2 separate regions of the Homo sapiens genome follow, and region 2 is linked to region 1. A link is a loop called in an ENCODE intact Hi-C map of the cell type or tissue named here. Cell type or tissue: CD4-positive, alpha-beta T cell. All regions are shown on one strand. Links, peaks and the distances in the headings refer to the core of each region. The heading gives the core; the rest is flanking DNA.

Evidence for each region. Peaks named below come from ENCODE experiments on the same cell type or tissue, not always from the same donor. Only the 100,000 strongest peaks of a DNase experiment are listed, where the experiment ranks them.
Region 2: it touches region 1 in a loop (4-fold over the local background); 1 of 110 quality-filtered maps calls a loop at or near these places.

The regions. Positions count from the first base shown.
Region 1 is chr13:98,992,344-98,997,343 of GRCh38, reverse strand. It overlaps a transcript of DOCK9 not described here. Among named protein-coding and RNA genes, the nearest start is that of DOCK9, 17 kb to the right of the region's middle. RefSeq lists enhancers at 2,773-3,274, 4,116-5,000. In CD4-positive, alpha-beta T cell, for the core only: no CTCF peak of the experiment used is centred there; a DNase peak (open chromatin) is centred at 2,283; H3K27ac peaks cover 374 bases.
Region 2 is chr13:99,215,800-99,223,973 of GRCh38, reverse strand. The region is part of intron 1 of UBAC2 (UBA domain containing 2); the gene reads right to left. It also overlaps the pseudogene H2AZP3. Among named protein-coding and RNA genes, the nearest start is that of UBAC2, 19 kb to the right of the region's middle. In CD4-positive, alpha-beta T cell, for the core only: no CTCF peak of the experiment used is centred there; DNase peaks (open chromatin) are centred at 3,233, 4,793 and 6,363; H3K4me3 peaks cover 3,060 bases; H3K27ac peaks cover 4,285 bases.

The DNA.
Region 1 (5,000 bases), core at 1-5,000:
ACTCCAAGTTTTCTTATTGTTTGCCTCTGGGCGTGGGGTGGGCGAACCCTGCCTGAATAACCAGAGGAAAGTGAGGTGATCCACAGAGGGCCACAGCTCAGTGATTTTACAGTGTTCGCTTTAGTTCCTGAGACGTGTGGGCCTGCAGGCAGCAGACACAGGTGCCCTGCGAAGCGGCGTGTTCTAGGGTAAGTGCGCTGTGAGTGTCTGCTGCACACATTGACTACACATTCGAGAAGCCCTCTTTTCCCTCTTTTCCACTGTCCTCTTGTAGAAACCCTGGATAGTCAGCACATCTCCCAATACTCCTTTCCCATTCAGGTTGTGAGAGGGGAGCACATGTCTTTTCTTGTCTTCTTTCTGTTATGCCAGCTGAGGAATGAGTACCGATTGGACTTAGTATGCAAGGAGTTTCTTTGGATTTCAGAAGATCCGCATTTTTGGGGTAAAACTATGCTGTTTGCTTTACCATTGGCAGAGCAACTTACTTCCAAGTTATTATAATAAGAAATATAAACAATAAAACCAAGGAAGGTAAAGGATTAGATCAGGAGTGCCCAATCTTTTGGCTTCCCTGGGCCACACTGGAAGAAGAAGAATTGTCCTGGGCCACACATAAAATACACTAACACTAGTGATAGCTGATGAGCTTTTAAAAAATTGCAAAACTCATAATGTTTTAAGAAAGTGAAAGTTTACGAATTTGTGTTGGGCTGCATTCAAAGCCATCCTGGGCCACATATGGCCCTGGGCCGTGGATTGGACAAGCTTGGATTAGATTATCCCCTCCAGGTCAGAAATTCTTTGATTTTGAAATAGATTATTGGAATATATGGGTAATGTAAGGACCTGTAAGGCACAGTCCAGTTGGAATGTGAAATATACATTTGTGAAGAGTTAGTTATATAATATTAGTATTGATCTTAGCTCTAGATGGCTTACAAGGTATAACATAAGTCAGCTAGTGATGAATTGCTGTTAGTACTACTCGGGATCTGGAAAAAGATGTGTGACCGCTGTCTTAGTTGTGTTCTGCTTTGTGCCGTGGACACTGTGAGTGAGAAGGATGGGTTGTGGTAATTACGAGCAGCACTTGTATTACTGAGGGCTCCATCCTTGGCCAGCATCCTCTTTTTAGGTGATGACATTCACTTTCATTGTTGTAGCCACCACCTGTCTATATGTGGTCATCTCTGTTTGCATCTGAAGGCCTATACCTCATCCCAGTGCGTATATGTCCATATGCCATCTGCTATTTAAAGCCCTTTGGTGGCTTTCCATTTAGCTCAGGTTGAAATACACAATCCTCAATATGCCTGCCATGGCTAACAAGGCCCAATATGATCTGCACCGTGCTTACCCTACTGGGCTCATCGTGTGCTGTTCTCCCCTGGACCACTGCACTGAATGGGCCACTGTTCAGCTGCTCAAAGAGGGCAAACTATTCTGCGCTTCAGGGCCTTTGCACATGCTATTTCCTCACCCCTCAATTTGCACTAACTCAGCCACTATTCAGAATTCACTCCTCCTTCTAGCCATGTTTAAAAGTATCTTCCGGCCGGGCGCAGTGGCTCACACCTGTAATCCCAGCACTTTGGGAGGCCTAGACGGGCGGATCACAAGGTGAGGAGATCGAGACCATCCTGGCTAACACGCTGAAACCCCGTCTCTACTGAAAATACAAAAAATTAGCCGGGCGTGGTGGCAGGTGCCTGTAGTCCCAGCTACTCGGGAGGCTGAGGCAGGAGAATGGTGTGAACTCGGGGGGCGGAGCTTGCAGTGAGCCGAGATCGCGCCACTGTACTCCAGCCTGGGGGACAGAGCGAGACTCTGTCTCAAAAAAAAAAAAAAAAAAAAAGTATCTTCCTCAAAGGAGGCTTATTTAACCTGAGACTAGTTACGCATCCTCTACTTTTCTTTCATTGCACTTAACACAATTGTAAATAAACTAGTAATCGTGTTGCTAGTTGTTTACTGGTTGATTTCATTGTGGTCTCTGAGTATGCTTGTAGAAAGCCTGGTCAGCACATCTCCCAATACTCCTTCCTTCCAGCCTGCTTGCTGGTGTATATGATGAACCACTGTAATGTTTTTACTTCACACGACACCCCAGCATTAGCTTTTCATGAGTGAAATAAATTAATAGAAACAGTCTGCAAACAAAGATTTCCTCGGGAACGGTGTTTTGTTTCTGTCATGGTGTGACTTGGAGTCTGTAATGACTGATGGGCCTGCACATGTGTCTATCTAGCAGATACACTTCTAACAGCACAATTCACATCCTTTTGATTTTTTTCCCATGCGTACATTTCTTTAGAGCACCTGGGTTGTTTATGCAATTTCCTGTTTGTCAAAGGGTAATAACCATACCTCACGAACTTAGAATTTTTCACTCGTTTACAATTTAAAGTGAACAGAAAAGTAAAACTTAAGTGTTTAATATTTTTGAGCTTCTAGAATATTTTAATATGTAATAATTATATATTTGACACAAAGAATTGGTTACCATATATATGTTCTTAATTTTTTTGTAGAAGTCATACAAAAGAATGTATGGAAAGAAAGGGGAAGCGGAATTACCACTTGATATACAGACAAAAAAGACATTTTACTAGGAGCACAATTAAGAGGAAGGAACAATGAATTAATTGATCTTGATCAAGGATATAATTATATATTAGATATATAATTACATAATATATACACTCATATCTGATTATATATGAGTAACACAATTATATGTAAATGTAGGATGAATACACTGAACTCTCTGGACACACATTCCTTTGTCACAGAAGAAGATTCAAATTTGAAAAGTAATTCTCCCGGTAGGATTGGTGCTGCATTTCTCAGCCTTAGCACTGTTGACATTTTGGGCTGGATAATTCTTTGTTGAGGGGGCCGGTTTCTGTATTATACCATGTTTGGCAGCATCCTTGGCCCTACCCAGTATATGGCAGGTACAACCCCCCTTCTGCAAGTCATGACAGCCAAAAATGCTTCCAGATAGTGCCACATTCCCTGCTGGAGGGTAAAATCACCCCCAGTGGGGAACCACTAGATTAGAATACCTGATGCTTCAGGTTACAAAGGAGAAGTGCTCAAACAAGCCCAAGTGGGCAGAACAGCTTCTGTCCTAGGAGATGGTAGGCACCCCAGCTTCTGTTGGGACTCACGCCAACAGCCCTTCACCTGCAGTAGACTTTTCTAAAGTAGATAAAGTCTAGTCCATTGATTATTTTTTTATTTTAAAGTTTTTTTATTTTAATATATTTCTTATTCTTTAAGGACCATCCCAAACCCAGCTTTGCAAGGAGCTCTTCCTTCAATCACACATTTACTCCTGTGAATTGGATTGCCCGCAATCTCACATTACAACTTGATGATACTAAGGTTTATTGTTGATAGTAATGTCATAATATTTTTTTCTCTTTGAAGTACAACTTATTTACTTCCTTGAATTTTCAACATAAGCAAATTTCACATATTAGATAATTCTAACTACAGTGAGAGAAAACATTTAATAAACTTTAAAAACCAAAACTTTTATTTATTATTTACAATATAAACTTTATTTACAAACTTTATTTATTTTTATTTTTTGAGACGGAGTCTCGCTCTGTCACCCATGCTGGAGTGCAGTGACGCAATCTCAGCTTACTGCAAGCTCCGCCTCCCGGGTTCACGCCATTCTCCTGCCTCAGCCTCCAGGGACTACAGGTGCCCGCCACCACCTAGTGGAAGTATTCCTAGTGAAGACATGTTGTTTTCCATAGTTACTGCCTTCCTTCACTGATCACAAGCCCATCAGTCTTTCCTTTCTTTATCATGGTTTGTTATTTCTGATTGCTTCTCTCCAAGACAGCCACCTAAAATAATAGACACTCTCATGTAAATTATACACATCTTCCTAGGAACAGTTTAAAAAATTTCCTACCTCTCAAAGGCTGCTGTGAAGTAGATTTGAAGGCGAATGTTACTCTGCTTAAATTGTTTCTCATGTCACATAATGAGATAACAACATATGGGTAGAGAATCTGAGAATTAGGAATTTGGAGTCTCATACGGGGTCCGTAATGATCAAGTTACCATATTATGCCCCTGTCATTTACCCAGGAATTGTGCCGGTAATTGAAGTATTAACTACCAGATACCCATATTTACTTTGGAGTAATTATTTTTATTACTGCATATGCTGTGGAAAAGAGGCTGTGTTTTACACTTCTCATTGAGGAGGCAGAGTCCATACTCCTGACTAAGACTGCAGCTGTCTTCATTCTGATTCCACCTACCTTTCTGTCTTTTTCTCCTGCTTTGCCATGCTGGGGGTGCTGCTTCATCTAAAGTCTTGCTGTTTCCCAAACACACCATGCTCTTTCAGACTTCCACACCTTTCTGGATATGTACTTCCTTTTTGCTTGAACACCTTTTACTCTCTTCACTGCTTCAGAACGTCTTGCTTATTCTTTAAGACTTTGCTTTTCAAGTTTGCTCCCTGAGCCAGCAGCATCAGGAGAGCTGTGGATTCTCAGCTGCTGTATTAGTCCATTCTCATGCTGCTAATAAAGACATACCTGAGACTGTAATTTATAAAGGAAAGAGGTTTAATGGACTCACAGTTCCACATGGCTGGAGAAGCCTCACAATCATGGTGGAAGGCGAAGGAAAAGCAAAGGCACATCTTATGTGGCGGCAGGCAAGTGGGGTGTGCTGGGGAACTCCCTTTTATTAAACCATCAGATCTCATGAGACTTACTCATGAGAACAGCAGGGGAAAAACCTGGCCCCATGATTCACTTACTTCCCACCGGATCTCTCCCATGACACGTGAGGATTATTACAATTTAAGGTGAGATTTGGGTTTAGACACAGAGCCAAACCATATCAGCTGCATTCTAGACCCGCTGAGTAGACCTACCCAACTGAAGGGAAGCTGGGAGGGGAGGCTCATGGTAGCTCCGAGGAGGGCCTGGGGGAGATCGGAGTGCCCTTAAGGGGCT
Region 2 (8,174 bases), core at 1,982-6,981, 220 kb before region 1:
CACTCCACCCAACAACGGCAAGTTACACATTTTTTCAAGTGCATATGGAGCATTCACCAAAATAGACTATATTCTGGGCATAAAAGAGTCCTCAAAAAAATTTAAAGGAATTAAAATCATATAAAGCATGTTCCTTGGCCACAAAAAAATCAGAAGCCAACAGCAGAAAGATGGAAAATCCCCCAAATATGTGAAAACTCAACAACACATTTCTAAACAATATCTGGGTCAAAGAGGAAGTCACAAAGGAAATTAGAGTATATTTAAAACAGAATAAAAAAATGAAGCACAACCAAGCAAAATTTGTGGACTGCAGATAGAGCAATGCTTAGAGGGGAAAATGTAGCATAAAAATGCTTATATTAGGAAGAAAAAAGGTCTCACATAATGGTGTAGGTTACAATCTTAAAAAAAAAAAAAAAAAAAAAAAACAGAAAAAGAGAAAGAAGAGCAAATTAAAACCTAAGCAAGCAGATATAAAGAAATAATTAAGAGTAGAAATCAATGAAATGGAAAAAACAAACTATAATAGAGACAAATCAATGAAACTCAAAGCTGGTTCTTGAGATCAATAAAACTGATACACTTCTAGCAGAAATGATCAGGACAAAAAGAGAGAAGACACAATTATCAGTATCAGGAATAAAGAGGAGGCATCACTACTGACCCCAGAGACATTAAAAGGATAGTAAGAAGTTGCACAACAATGTGAATGTACTTAATGTCACTGAACTGTACACTTAAAAATAGTTAAAACAGTAAGTTTTATGTTATGTATTTCTTATCACTACTAAAATGTCTTATCACAACTAAATTTTTTTTTGAAAGGGAATGTTAGGAAATACTTTACGCCCATAAATTTGATAACTTAGATGAAACAGGCAAACTCCTTGGAAGACACAACCTACCAAAGCTCATTCAAGAAGAAATGGGTAACTTAAATAGTCCTACAGATATTATGAAATTGAATTTATAGTTAAAAGACTTCCAACAAAGAAAACTCCAAGTCTGATGGCTTCAGGGGAGAATTCTACCAAGCATTTAAATACCAATTCTATACAAACTCTGTTACAACACAGAAAAATAGAGAACACTTTCCAACTCATGTTATGAAGCCAGTGTTACACTGTTAGCAAAGCCATGCAAAGATATTAAAAGGCAAAAAATAGACCAATATACTTTATGAACGTATTAACAGATGCAAAATTCTCAACAAAACATCAGTAAATCAAACCTAGCATTATATAAAAAGAATACATCATGACCAAATAATGCTTATCCTGGGAATGCAAAGCAAATCAATGTAATTTACCATATCAACAAGTTAAAGTATACTATGAAACCATTCTCATCCTGCCCAATTACTGCTTATTCTATGAAACCAATTTGTCATCAATCCATAAGGCTAAACTGACCACTTACTGCTATGTAATTACCAATGGGCTACCCCTTTGATCTAACCTCAATTATTAATTACTAATATAACCAACTAGTAACTACTAATACCAACCAACATTTATTAAGCACTTAGGAAGTGGAGGTATTAGCATCACACTTTATGTGTGCTACTTTGCTCCTGCCACTCCCACTACAGGGCCTATGTGCCTGTTACTCTCTCTACCCAAAATGTTCTTCCCACGTCCAGCTTATTCTCACCATTGAGTCCTCATTTCTAAGAGCACCTCCTCAGAGTGGCCTTCCATCGTGATTTTTTGCTTTTGAGTGCATCATCCTGGTTAATTTACTCTGTGGCATTCTTTACTACTTGAAATTCTTTGTTTGCTTCTTTGTCCGTCTCCTTCATCAGAATGTAAACCCTGTGAAGACAGGGTCCTAGTTGTCTTGCTCACTGCCATATCCCCATAGCCAGAATGCCACCACTTAGCACACAGTTGCCTTTCAGTAACTATGTGGTGAATGAATTACTTACACGGTTTAAACCTCAAAATAACCCTATGAGGCAGACATCACTCTTCTCAGATTTATACAGAAGACAAAACTGTGACTCGGAGAGTACATTACCTATCCATGACTAGAAAATGTCTTAGCCGGGGTTCCTCTAAGAGTAAAAGGTGAGACAAAGGCTTCCAGGCAGGGACTTTATTTTGGAATGTGATCCCAGGGAGCAGTAGTGAAGGACACGGGGAGCGAAACAGAGGAAGAGTCCAAAGAAGGGCACTGTCAAGTAGGCGATCACCATGAGTGACAGATGTTTCTGACAGGTGCTGGAACCTGCAGGACTTTCCGAGAAGCCTTGTGAATGTGTCTCAACTACCATCCCAGGTGGAACAGGGCAGCATTTTTATCCATCAGCTTCCATCCTCAATGGTCTAGAGTGGCCATAGAAAAGAAGCCCCATGGGAGGAACACAGAAATAGGAACAAAAAACCAGCTTACACACCAAATGGGACTCTGTAGAAATAAAATAAAAGGTGAGGCTGAGTACACTGAAACAGTGTGCAAGAAGAAGCTAGTGAGCAGCAGAACCAGAATTCAAGCTCTGATAATCCGGACTACAAACACAACTGACTACACTGCACTGCCATATAGTGCCACGGTTCAAACAAATTTTCACCTTCATGGTGGATTTCAAGTGAAAGACATACACAATCACAAACAGCACTAATAGAAATCAAAGTAGTGCCCTGTGTAACAAAAGTAAATGTAATTGTGAACGAAATATAAAAAGACTGCAGTTTGTGGAGGTTGCAACACAGATCCAAGAAATCCATTTCTAGGAATTTAGCCCAAAGTAATTATCATAAATGTGCACAAAGATTCTGCTACAACAATGTTCATCGCAGCACTGTTTATAATAGTGAAAAGACCAGAAACAATATGAATATCTAATTGGGAAATGGGTAAATTATGTTCTATCCATAAAAATGGGATAATATTCAACATTAAGCAATAGGTTGTAGAAAAATATTTTGTACCTTGGAAAGATGTTCCTAAATAGTAAGCGCAAAATATTCTAGTGGTATTATTATACAAAAATAATATATAAATACTTTTTTTAAAAAAGCATCTACCAAAATATTAACAGAGATAATCTCTGGTCTGTTCATGGGAGATCTTAATTTTTTACCAAAAAAAAATCGATTTTGACAATTAGAAAAAATAATTTGTAACTAGTTACTAATTCAAGAAAAAGATCCATATGGTGAATCCTTATGCACTGAGATGGGGCAAGTCACTAGTAATCTTCGGCCTCTCTGTGAGCAGAGCCAGGAAGTGGTTCATACGCACAGAACCCAAGCAGAGATCAAACAGAAGGTTAAGAAAAAGTCACTTCTCTGCAGGAGATCCTTTTACCTTTGAAAACAGGGATGCTACAAATTTTGAGAATAACAGACAACGCATTAATCTAAAAGTAAAAATGCAAAATACCTCTCTGGCAAAGATAATATAAAAATATAAAGTTTAAGAATTCCTTTTGGGTCTGATTTCTCTTTGGTTTGACCTAAGTACATAGTCATTTCTTTGAGGCAATAAATACTAATCAGGCTTGGGTGACTACGTATTATCCTAAAATAAATATTACAGTATATGTGGATTATTTTATGCCAGGCACTGTGCTAATAAAAGCACTTTACATGTAATACCATCTCAGTGAATTACTATAATAGCCCTGAAGCACGAATTAATTATCAGCATTCTCTAGGTGAAGAAATAAACTAAGAAAGGCTAAATAACTCACTGAAGGTCACAGCTAGTTAGTAGAGGGGCTGGGATTTGAACTTGGTTCTGCCTGACTATAAAGAAACCATTTCTTTCTAATATATAAGAAGGAACTATGATAACTTTATATGTGTACTATTTTAATACTTAAGATATATCTTTTTGGTTCCACAAAACGTCAAGCACAGAATTATGACATGACCTAGCAATTCCACTCTGAGGAATATACCCAAGAAAACTGAAAACACAGGATTTTTTTTTCCACAAAAACCTACATACAAATGTTCATAGTAGCATTATCATAACACAAAAAGTGGATACAAACCAATGTCCATCAACAAATGAACAAAATGTATATCCATACAATAGAATATTATTCAGTCATAAGAGGAATGGATCCTGATACATGCTACAACATAGATGAACCTCAAAAACATTATGCTAAGTGAAAAAAAGCCAGTCATATAAAGTTATGTACTATATGACTCCACTTATATGAAATGTCCAGAATTTAAAAATCCATACAGACTGAAAGCAGATTAGTGTTTGTCAGGGACAGTTGGGAGAAGGTAATAGGGCATGACGGCTTAATACAGGGATGTCTAATCTTTTGGTTTCCCTGGGCCACACTGGAAAAGAAGAATTATCTTGGGCCACACATAAAGTACACTAACACTAACAATAGTTGATAAGCTTAAAAAAATTGAAAAAAATCTCAGAATGTTTTAAGAAAGTTTACAAATTTGTGTTGGGCTGCATTCAAAGCTGTCTTGGGTCGCATATGGCCCATGGGCTGCAGGGTGGACAAGCCTGGCTTAATGGGCACTCCGTTTCTTTCTGGCGTGATAAAATGTTCTGCAATTAAATTGTGGTTGCTGTTAATTGCACAACAATGTAAATGTACTGGAAGTCAATAAGTGAACATTTTTAAATGGTTAAAATGGCCAATTTTAACTGAATAAAAATATGTATCTTTTGGGTACTGGAGACACTAACCACAGGCCTTGCAAAGCTTAGTCCTGTGGGCTGTTACAGAAGCATTCTAGCTGAAGACAGACAGGTAGGGGAGCAACCCAGAAACTCTGCCTGCCTCCACAAGTCACGCATGTAAAAATACACACATCAAAAAGCCCTGTATGGTTCACACCCTTGAGAGGAGGAGCCGCCATATCCTACCACAACATTGGTTTTCCTATGTCTGACTACTTAACTATTTGGTAAACTTCTCAGGGTTCTCACAAGAATGGGGTGACTTGGTGTCTCATAAAGTAACTTTCTCATAAAGTTTTTCATCAGAAAGGAGCTAAACCAAAACTAAGGGCAGAAATCCACAAAAGCACAGTAAACCCATGCCTTGCAAGAGACACCTTGCACTTCCACTATGATTTATTCCTCAAGTCTCTGGACTTCCTAAAAGAAAACTTAATGAAACTTAGATTCGGTGACCACGTTAAGGAGGAATGAGTGCCTCCTGGTGATCGTCTCAACAAAGACTGTCCAGGGATCAAAAGGTTCCAGGTTTATTTTTGTTACAGCTGTTTCCCTACAGTGTTTAGAAGTAAAACACTGGAAGCCATCCATCAATCAGCTCCTGTCCCTAATGCATTGAGGAGAATTCAATGACACTGGACACCTGCCACACTGACCGCTCCTCATACAGGTCCCCAGACAACCGGGCAGAGTGCCTGGCTCAGGACAGCAGCCAATAAACACTTGTTATCGAAGCAAGAGTTATACAGTTTATCAGGAAAATAAGCAGGAGAAAGTGCTAAGAAGTTTCCAGGGAAAAAAAAAAAAAGGTCAGGAAAGAGAAGGACTTACCCTCTAGATACAAAAAATGTGCTCCACATCTAAAATACTTAAACAGTGTGAATTAGAGGGGAGGAAAGAGTGAGCTGTAAAATTTAAAATCCTAGTCCTGAAACAGCACCAAACACAGAGGCCTGCATGCCAGAGAAAAGTGTTTCAAATCTGCAAGTCAGCAAAGGCACTGGGCACCTAAATGTTCATTTTGGTCCCACCACTGTGGTGGCCACCAGTTGGGTTTATACTTCTTAGGGAGATTTTATACAAACATTAACACTATGATTAAATGTAAAAAGCAGTAATTACTAAAAGTACTAATTAGACAAGAAATGTAATTATAATGAAATAATAATTTTAAAAGCCAAAATAAGTTTAAAAAATTATGACTGTAACACACAAATATGGGATAAATCAGTTAACAGTTGGAATAACTCTAAATAAAGTAAATCAGGACGCTTACAGAAAGTTCTGGACCATGTGATAAACTGTAAGAGAGAAGAAATAATACTTTTCAAGTGGGGAAATGCGTGGTTAGTGGCAAGAAAACGTGTTGTAAATTCAAGTGCCTACAGAGGCCAGGCAGGCAGTGAAATGGGGGAGTCGATGGCAAGAAGGTGGGCACGAGCTCGGTGGACGCTGCCACCCACCTAACAACTCGGCCCTGAGGCTGCCAGATCATCCGCCTCAGGACATCACAGACACCTTGAATTTAGGTCTGAAATAAGCCAATTTTAAAGTGCTGGCAAGTAACTCTCCTCTCCAACCTGCCCCCCACAACCTCCACAGAGACCAAAGGAAACGCCTGGGGCCTGGAGAAGCACCGCGGGGTGGGCACCCATCAGCGCAGCTGAGACACCAGAGGGCTGCATGCCAGGGCGAGCGCGGGTAACAGCTGGCCCCAAGCCGGGGTGCCTCCCTGTGTTCAAGGACCCAAGAAGTCGGACTCAACCAAACAGGGTGACAAGTAAGGCTGCCCGAGCTACAAAGATGGTGCTGGAACGTCCCCAGGCCACACAAGAGGGTCTGCCTCCACAGAGTTTCAGCATAGCCTACGTGGGTCTGGGTTGGAGAAAGAGGGCAGGCAGAACACACGCCTGCATGGTGGAGAAACCCAAGTCTGGTTTTTAAAGCTCTGATGAGCCACGGGACCTCTCCCTGGGAGAAAAGCGTAAGAGATCCGAGCAGAAAAACCCTTGCAAGTTTGGGCTTCTGAGTGGCCCTTCAGCACCTAATGGATGGAGGGACTGACTCTGCCAACATCTCCAGCCACTGACGCTGAGCAACGGCCTAGCTGAAGTGGGGAACAAGCCCCACTAAAACCCCAAACACTAAAATTAATTCGAAAACGAGGAAAGAGGCCAGGCGCCGTGGCTCACGCCTGTGATCCCAGCACTTTGGGAGGCCGAGGCAGGCAGATCACCCAAGGTCAGGTGTTCGAGACCAGCCTGGCCAACATGGTGAAACCCCGTTTCTACTAAAAATACAAAAATTAGCCGGTCATGGTGGCAGGCGCCTGTAATCCCAGCTACTCGGGAGGCTGAGGCAGGAGAATCACTTGAACCCAAGAGGCAGAGTTTGCAGTGAGCCAAGATCGCACCACTGCACTCCAGCCTGGGGGACAAGGGCAAGACTTCGTCTCAAAAAAAAAAAAAGAAAAAAGAAAAGAGTCCAACAAAAACGACAAAACCAAGAAGACCACCAGGTAAAATTCCAGTCTAAGACAGCAGACCCAGGACACCTGTCCACGTTCCCGCCCTTCCAAAGTTGTTTCAAAATAAAAGAACCCTCAAAACACCAGCGAAATGTGTCCTTTCAACTGAGTCCAGAGAAAGAATCAACAAATACCAAGACCTGGGGAGGAATATGAACAATCTTCGGGAGAATTGAGGGCATTTCTCAAACTGCAGGCATTACCACTACAGCACCAGTTTCTGCCTGCCCTGATCCTGTTATTAATATTTTTCTTTAAATCACCTATGATTTACATAAATATTTTAAACGAAATTTGATATCACTACGGTAAATGGAAAACAAGTGTTGCTTTCTCATTAATAGGTGGTAACTATAAAAATAAACACACTGGGCCGGGCACGGTGGCTCACACCTGTAATCCCAGCACTTTGGGAGGCCAAGGTGAGCGGATCACCTGAGTTCAGGAGTTTGAGACCAGCCTGGCCAACATGGTGAAAACCTGTTTCTACTAAAAATACAAAAATTAGCCAGGTGTGGTGGCGGGCATCTATAATCCTAGCTACTACTTCGGAGGCTGAGGAATGAGAACCCCTTGAACCAGGGAGGCAGAGGTTGCAGTGAGCCGAGATTGCACCACTGCACTCCAGCTGAGGCGTCAGAGTGAGACTGTGTCTCAAAAATACACACACACACACACACACACACACACACAAATATAGGTTGGTACAAAAGTAATTGCCATTTTACCTTTAATGGCAAAAACCGCAATTACTTTTGCACCAACCTATAACAAAACAAAGTTATTAAAGACTAATATTACTTCCTGCTCTTTTTGTTACAATAGGAAAATAGCCTTTATTAGAGAGGTCTTTCAGACTAGCACCACATCAAGATTTTCTCTTTGATCCGATCAGGAATAGTAAGAACTGAAAAGGGCAGTTTGAATCACGGTGCGATGAAGGAGTAGATGGTGGGATCTCACCACGGGTCTGATT